Regions from separate parts of the Homo sapiens genome. Here region 2 is linked to region 1. The links are chromatin contacts, found by Hi-C in ENCODE. All regions are on one chromosome and are shown on one strand. The core of a region is the stretch at or near the end of the contact, and the rest is flanking DNA. Distances in the headings are between cores, read along the strand shown. Region 1 holds the start of LINC01593 (long intergenic non-protein coding RNA 1593). Region 2 holds the start of SULT1C3 (sulfotransferase family 1C member 3).

What was found. Hi-C counts contacts between places; a loop is a spot of excess contacts on that map.
Region 2: a loop to region 1 is called in a map of OCI-LY7, with 2.9 times the contacts of the local background. The contact joins the promoter of SULT1C3 here to the promoter of LINC01593 in region 1. A Hi-C loop is called at or near these places in 1 of 168 maps with a recorded cell type or tissue (OCI-LY7).

Annotation. Positions count from the first base shown.
Region 1 is chr2:108,050,641-108,054,643 of GRCh38, reverse strand. It overlaps LINC01593 (long intergenic non-protein coding RNA 1593), which reads left to right and starts at 1,889. Exons shown (of 3, transcript NR_135071.1): 1 at 1,889-2,010.
Region 2 is chr2:108,237,741-108,241,743 of GRCh38, reverse strand. SULT1C3 (sulfotransferase family 1C member 3) reads right to left here and starts at 1,776. Exons shown (of 8, transcript NM_001320878.2): 1 at 1,661-1,776.

The DNA of each region.
Region 1 (4,003 bases), core at 640-3,139:
TGCCAGTTTTTCTTTTTCTAAATTCCCAATCCATTGTAGACTACATCTTTTTATAAAATACAATTGAAAATAGTTATTAGAAACAAACAAATATAAAAACATAAAATAGAAGTCTGCTGATCACATTTGGATATTTGTCCAATTGCTCTAAAAGCTTCTTAATGCCTACTCTCAATTTTATACTTATCTTGTTACGATAACAGGCAGTTTATGAATTGACACCCATGCATGGTACTTGCTTTGAGGAGCACTGGTCTAGATTGTCCCATGACTTCTACTCTTCCTTAAGTCTCATTGAGGTGTCCCTTGCCCTCAGTGATGGAAGCTTTCTTCCGTCTCCCCAAGATTGGACCAGTTACTTCTCCAGTGCTTCCCTTGCACACTGTGCTTTCCCAGAACTTAAAGGGACTGTGTCTTTTTCACCTTCCTATTTTCATTGCTAACAAGACCTGACACACAACTGATTCTCAATAAGCACCAAAAGAATGCAGAATGCATTTATTTCAAGAAAGTAGAGAATTAAGGTGCATATTGTTCAACTCCGTAATTTCTAAACTTGGGTTGTGATCATTCTTGGCAATAATTAGACTCACTGCCTCTTTGGAAAAAATACTTTCTTGGCAGGAAAATGAAATTAATAAACAACAGTATATTTAGGCCCTGAGGAAGTCTTATTCATAGAACTTACCCAGAAAGTAGATTTTATTCATGAGCTTCAGGAAGGAAATTGAAGGCTTAATTTATATTTCTTTCTCAGAAGTAGATGTATAAATCTTTGGAAACTTTTTCTATCTTTGAAATATGTTGCCTTAGACAAGCCTTGATTCTGATGATTCATTGAAGACTTACTAAGAGCATAAATTGATGTAGAGGACAGTTGATCCAAACACCAACAAGGGATAATAGAAATACCAGCGGCTGCCTCACCAAGGGAAAAGAAATGACTTTTAGGGATAACTTCTTTTTCCCTTATGGATAAAGGAGAAGTGTGAAAATATGTTTCTATCTTCTCCATGTAGTTTTGGTACTACATCTTTGAGAGAAGAAATTGCTAATCTCCATTTAATAGAATAGGTCACTGAGTGGCCAAAGGAAGAGAAAATGCTGCTCATTTGAAAGGTTACCAATTTGGTTATCACTTTCTGGATGAGGGTCAGTATTTCCTAGTAATTCAGACCAAATAAATGTTGAAGATATGTCAATGAACTAAGCACAGAGCCTACTGTTCCTTGGCTTTGCTCTGAGAAGAGAAGCGATCTCTTCTTCACTGAAGACTTTTCATCTACCCCCGCCCCTCCACTGTTGTTAGCAGGGACATGGATCCAAGACTGGGAGGAATGAATCCCTCCCCATGCCCCAAACTTCCTGTCTGTAACTGGTAAATGGGGCTCAGGTTGTGCTTGTGATGCCAAACATCTTGGGACAGACCAGGAAGTCTCCTACTATTAGTGGGAAATTATGCACAATCTAATAACACAGACCCAGTGGCACATACCTTCAGAACAAGAAACTTTCAGGGCTGTGGAGTAAGAGCCAGGCATATGGACCCCTCATGTGTACACTGTACGTGACTTATGGATTGGGCTGACAGCTTTTCTTGCCCACGCATACAGCTATTTATTTCTATATGTGTATAGCTTGTTATGATTAACAAATTCAACATTTTATATAGAACTTTTATATGCATCTCGTAACTTTTGCCAATATGTTTTTCTCTCAACAGATAATGCAAGTACCATTGCTCTCATTTATGGGTTTGTGAATGCTGAGATTAAGAAGGAATCGTGAGTCTCTACAAGGTTGGAGACTGTAATGTGCCCTGCCTGGCTGGCTCTGGCTTCACACTCTGCATTGTGTGTGCAGGGAGCTTCTGGACACTCTGACGAGGATCTGGTTACCTCTGCACAACACAGAAGACAGGTTGAGGAAGACGGAAAGCTGAGGGGCTTCTTCAGGGAAAAATAATCTCAGCGTAGCATCCCTGTAAGCCTGTCTCCATCTTACTTGAAGGTGAGTTAGGGACACATGGAAACCCTTATGTCCCCAAACATCCCCCACATATGTTCTGAATGTTCCATGCTCCTGTAACCAGGAGAGCTCACCCTTCACTGTGGAGAATCCACAGTAGACTGGGCTCCAAATACCTGGTTTACGATGAAGCCCTGTTAGTTTACTGCCACGTTGAAGTGACACATCTCCCGTGTTCTTTTCTTGAAGAAACACCTTGATTAGAAGAGAAGGCGTGAGGTTTAAGGAATCTGGGAAGGGAAGAGAGTCCCATGGAGGGAAGAACAGTGTGGGTTTTTGTGCCATTAATTTAGATTTTAGGCATGATGGTTTTATGTCAACATGGAACAGAAGGGAGGAGTCAGGAACTCTCATCCAGCAGAACAGGATGGGGTGGATGGTGGTCTGCGATGGAGGCAGCGATTCAGCCAGGTGGGAGAGGCCCAATGTGTTAGTACAATTCCAAACGGTCCTGTTTGAGGCAATGGCTGGCCCTGGAGCTCCAAGCTGGCCCTAACAGCAGCATAGAAGTAGAGGCATGAGGCTGTGTGCAAGTGGAGAGCCCTGTGGGCTGCAAGTCAATGTTCAGGGCGTCTGCTTTGGAGAACAAGGATCTCATCACTAGATAGACTTTTGGGGACTGGGCTCCAAATACTAGGAGAGGGGTGGACACAAGCCTTTAACATCATGGGATGACAGCCAAAAGCCGAGGGAGATCATGGATCTAAGTGATTACAGGAGGGACATGTGGCAACAAAGACTTCTTGCGGGCTACCATGGGAACCCAGTGCATAGTACTGCAATATCAAGATTTAGGATGAAGATAAGAACTAAGTCTTGGGGCCATAATGATGGAAATGACAAGGCCATAGGCTGAGGCAATTTGAGTACAGCTAAATACTGCCCAGCCTGTAATTGAGTCTGTTTGCTATGGTGGTATTGTTACTGTGCCTCAGGACAATTTACTAAGGAGGGCTTCAGACAGGGAAGTTGGTAGTGATGCCTTCAAAGAAAGGAAGTCCTCTGAACCTCCACCCGATCCCAGGGAAACATGGCCAGCTTTGGTCTAAGACATTCAGCCTCTTTAGCATAGCAAAATGAAGCTATTCTTGTGTCCCTCTAGTGCAAAAGTTGTACATTAAGTTGAAGAGCCATATCATAGCCACATATAAAAGGTTTCTTTACTGTGGCTGTTTTCCTCTGTGCATAACTGCTCTTTGAGAAGATGGGAAGGTGGGAGCAGTGATATCACAGTAGGATTTAGGCATTTCTAGGTCTCTTAATTAAAATGTCACCAGAACTTCCCTTATTACCTCCTCCACTGTGAAACTCACCATGCATAATGAGGACAGGAGATTCTGCCACAGTTTCTGGCACTGGAGAAAATGAAGTGAATCATTTTCTCTTCAAATCAGCAAGATAGACCTTGTTTTTTACCAGTGCTTGGAGTGGACGCAAGGAGAGGGGAGGATCTTTTGGCCACCCTGTTCATCCTTACGACATTGGTGGAATAAAAAGAAAGAGACAGAGATAGAAGAAGAGGCCTAACCAATTATGTTTTCAAGATTGAGTCCCTAGAACACTGGGATTGAAACCTGACATGTCTAGGTCACTTCCATGGGTGATGGGTCCCTCCTGAGAGGTAGGGAGTATGATAAATATGTAGGATTAGCATTTTACTAGTGCAGGGACCTCTTATTCAACTGCTCTATCTCCAGAACTGAGGCCAGATCCTGACATATGGGAGGTCTATAATAAATATTTGTTGCATTTATAAGTGAGTGTCCTTTTTCTCTCAAAGGCTGACAAGGACCTCTGAAGACACATTTACTTACTCAATAGCTTCCATTCAGCTTACCATTACCAGCAATGAGTAGTTTATACATTCACAATAGTCCCGATAAAACAGCATAGCCTAAGATCATTGTTTCTGGAGAGATTTTGAAAGACTCCAGTGAGAAGCACTGTCTTCATTGTAAGTAAGTAGATCTGTTGC
Region 2 (4,003 bases), core at 527-3,026, 190 kb before region 1:
ATGTTAGCCAGGATGCTCTCAATCTCCTGACCTCATGACCCACCCACCTGGGCCTCCCAAAGTGCTGGGATTACAGGCATGAGCCACCACGACCTGTCCCAGTCATGTTTTTAACTGTAACTATCCGGGAAATTTTGTCATTCACAGACAATTGTTTTCTTGCTTTGTTCCTTAAATATCAAGCAAGACAAGAGTTAACTAAGTGGACTGCACCCAAAAAGTTAAAGCAAGCTTTTAAACTTTTGCTTGGAATATTGCTGATGCTTGTTTTATTTTGTATCATCAAGTAAACTTATTTTTAACTATTTATGGCTTTTAATAATTGAGTAAGGTACATATTGTGAACCAAATTTGGAGCATGTTTATTTTTCTCTGCCTGGTTCCTCTAGAATTAGGAGACTATCTATGAGTACTCTTAACTTACGGCAATATAGTTGTTTGCATCAGTGTGACAATAATCCATTTTTCTTTGTCAACAGGACACAATTGGAAAAACTGGTTATTTTACATATGCTTTGACTGAAAGGGTGTGTTTCCCTTTGAGGAATCAAGCGTGACACGCAGAGCCAATAAAGCCTCTTGGGGAGAGCTGGCCTCATACCTTGTCTACACAGTGTGGCACAGGGTTCCTAACCTCTGGTCAGTCAGGAATGTCACTTTCTAACAGGTCTGGGAACTAACTCCATGTTGATCTTGGGAACTCAAGAGAAAGACTCACACAACTCATGGAGGATACGAACCATGGCTGGGCTCGGCTTTAAATGTCTTATCTGAAATTCCTTGTGGAACAGTTTCTTCAAAGCCAATCCAAAAGGCATATGTAGATGTAACCATTCTTGCTGCACATTATGCAAATAATCAGGCCAAGTATAAGACTATAGTGTATTCTACCCACAGCACACATGGTCTTATCATAATTTGTTTTTACCAAAAATGAGTACTGGAGAGAGAAATTGTGTTCCAAATGTTATCATATATTTGTCATTAAATTCTAGTCTCTTTCATTGTTTTGAAGCTTTTTGCCTACATTTTAGACGAACCCTGCTTATTCCTGTGAATCAAGTGGTATCTCCTACAGCTTGGAAGAAACAAAAAGGGATGGGTAATGTAAAAATCTGAATCAATATGCTAGTTCTGGGCAATGATCCTGCAAATTCTGCCAGGTAATAAAAGTAAGTAGGGTGCCCACCCATAATCTGGAGGTTTCTTTGTTTGGGAAAATAAAACTAAGAAAGTTCACAGACCCCCAAAGGGAAATTCTATATCTTGGTAAGTAAAATTTTAGATGGAAATTATCTACTGCACCACACTTATGGGAATTGCTATATTCACTCTACTATTTGCAATAGGGTTACAGGTATTTAAAGATCAAATCAAAATTATTGAATGCATTTAGCATCTCATTCTTTCAGACCATCAGGGAAAGATATCTAAATAGAGTTAGACTTCTGCTTCAGTGTTACCTCAGGACCCAATACCATCTGAAGATGCATGAGGCATTCAGTTCACGACTTACCTGAGTTTTATTTGGAGCTGCAAAGTCTAAAGGCTCCAAAGCTATTTTTTATATGATTAACAAGGGTTGAATATCCCGACCCTTTTCCAGGGCCTGGTGGTCGTCAGACACTAGGATGAGAGTCTCTAAGAGGGTGAGGCTTACCTGGTATCTCAGGCAGCAGAGGAAGCAGCTTGCTGCCTTTAGTCAAACTGCTTCCTGGAAACCCAGAGCCAGGTCCAGCTCCAGGACACTGTGCAAGCAAGAGCACAGCAGGTGAGGATGGTGCTGACTGTCCAGAGCTTATAAACCTGGGAGGATGGGTGGGGTGGGTGTGTCAGCCTGGGGTAAGGCTGATGCCAGGGCAGGACTTTGCACCTGCTGCTGTGTTCTGCCTCCACTGGATCCTGATGTACTCCCCAAGGTACAAATCTAGTCCTGGCTTGGCTCTCTGCAGATACCACAAAGTTGAGGGTCGCTGCTCCCTTTTTGATACCAGCTACTCAGAATGTAAATGAACAGGTCCAACATGAGGGAATACAAACCAATAATTCATTAATTATCCCAGGGAGCCCATATTTATACTGAAGGTCTTCCCAGACCAGCTCTCAGGACAGGAACTTGCACAATTATTTCATCCTGTTCCCTTTGACCCTGTAGAAAATATATTCTATTGCCTCTTTACTGAATCCGTAGTTAAAATTGGTGTAGAAGAAAGTTCATTTTAGGAAACCACAAGGCCTGTAATAAAACCATGAAACCTCCATGTCCCCCTCTGTGTGTGTGTGTGTGTGTGTGTGTGTGTGTGTGTGTGTGTGTATTTCAGGGCAAGAATGTCGGGGTTAGTGGATGCAGTGGGACACACTGTGGTTGTCAGTGGGTGTGGGCAGGGGAGAACAGTCTCCAGAGCTTCTGATCTTGCACTCCTCACCTGGTGCTTAGTAAAATTTCCATCTGTTGAGATGATCTAATTATTGATTTTACTCTTTTTATTATACATAGTAACACTCAGTATACTGGAGTTAAGTAAATATTGTACAGAGTTCATTGTTAAAATTCCATATATTTACATTGTCTGTCCTCTGTTTTGCAAGACTCCCAGAGACCATTCCTAATCTTCAATTTCAGTTATACTTTTGAGACAAAGTCATTGCTTTTTAATCTCTTTCTGAACTTTTGTTCCTGATGATTGAGCACTAAAACACAGAGCCTTAGGGCATGACTTTGAAGCCATATGGCTGTGTTCTCCATTATCTGGCAACCTGGTTTTAGGAATCATGTGACGTGAATTATGTAGAGCATCAGAACAGTGCCCAGGACAAAGGATGTCCGGCACGTGGTGGTTCATATCATCATTACACTTGGCTGCTGAGCTGATGTCTTGCAGAAAACCTAAATGAGGTCTGTTTGTGAAAACTCCTGGTGGAGGAGGAGGACTAAAATGCTCCCTTTATAGTTTCCATTACATATGCATGATATAGAATGTTCTCACTGTGAAACATGACCATTCCTGCTACAGACCTTCTTTAAGGGGTGAACATATCAAAACAGGAAAAATGTGAGTGTGAAAAGAGGTTCTGTTGATTACATTGACTGTCAAGGTAAGAAGTGGGAGTTTTCCAGCTAAAAGGACAGTCCCCGTCCAATTGGATCATTTGGTCACACTGTCATGACAGACCTGAAGCCAATAACAATTTTGATAATTGTCCTAGGGGCTGGTGTAGGAAGAACTGGGAGGTTTTCTTGGATAGAGTCCCCTTGCCTAAACAGATGCTGTAATTGTCACAAAACCATCTCTGCATGCTTGTTGTTTTGTGCTGTCTCTGGTCTCCTTTTGGAGGGAAGAACTGCATGTGTTAAGATCCAAGGGCAGAGAACCTGGTCTACTTGCATCTCTTTGTCTCTCCCTGTGGTTTCTTTTCACTGCACATATTTGACAATTTGATCCCCTGTCTATGTGGTATCTTTTGTTAGGTCTTAGTCAATTTTAGCTTTTTTCCATTTTAACAACTTCAAAAGGCTTAGAATTGTACCTGAGGTTTCCACCTTGCCAGAATTTCTAGTTTAGGGCCCACTATTTATCTTTTTCTTTTTATGAAAAAAAAAAAAATCTTTTTTTTGAGATTGAGTCTTGCTCTGTTGCTCAGACTGAAGTGCAGTGGTGCGATTTTGGCCCACTGCAGCCTCTACCTCCTGGGGTCAAGTGATTCTCCTGCCTCAGCCTCCCGAATACCTGGGACTACAGGCACATGCCACCACACCTGGCTAATTATTGTATTTGTAGTAGAGATGGAGTTTCATCATATTGGCGAGGCTGGTCTCAAATTCCTGAGCTTGTGATCCACCCACCTTGGCCTCCCAATGTGTTGGGATTACAGGCATGAGCCACTGCCCCCAGCCCCACTATTTATCTTTATATCAATATAACCAGGATCAGCATGTTGTCTTTCCCTGAAAAAATTATTATTTTCTCAATTTCTCCACATCCCGTAAGCATTTCTGGCCTCT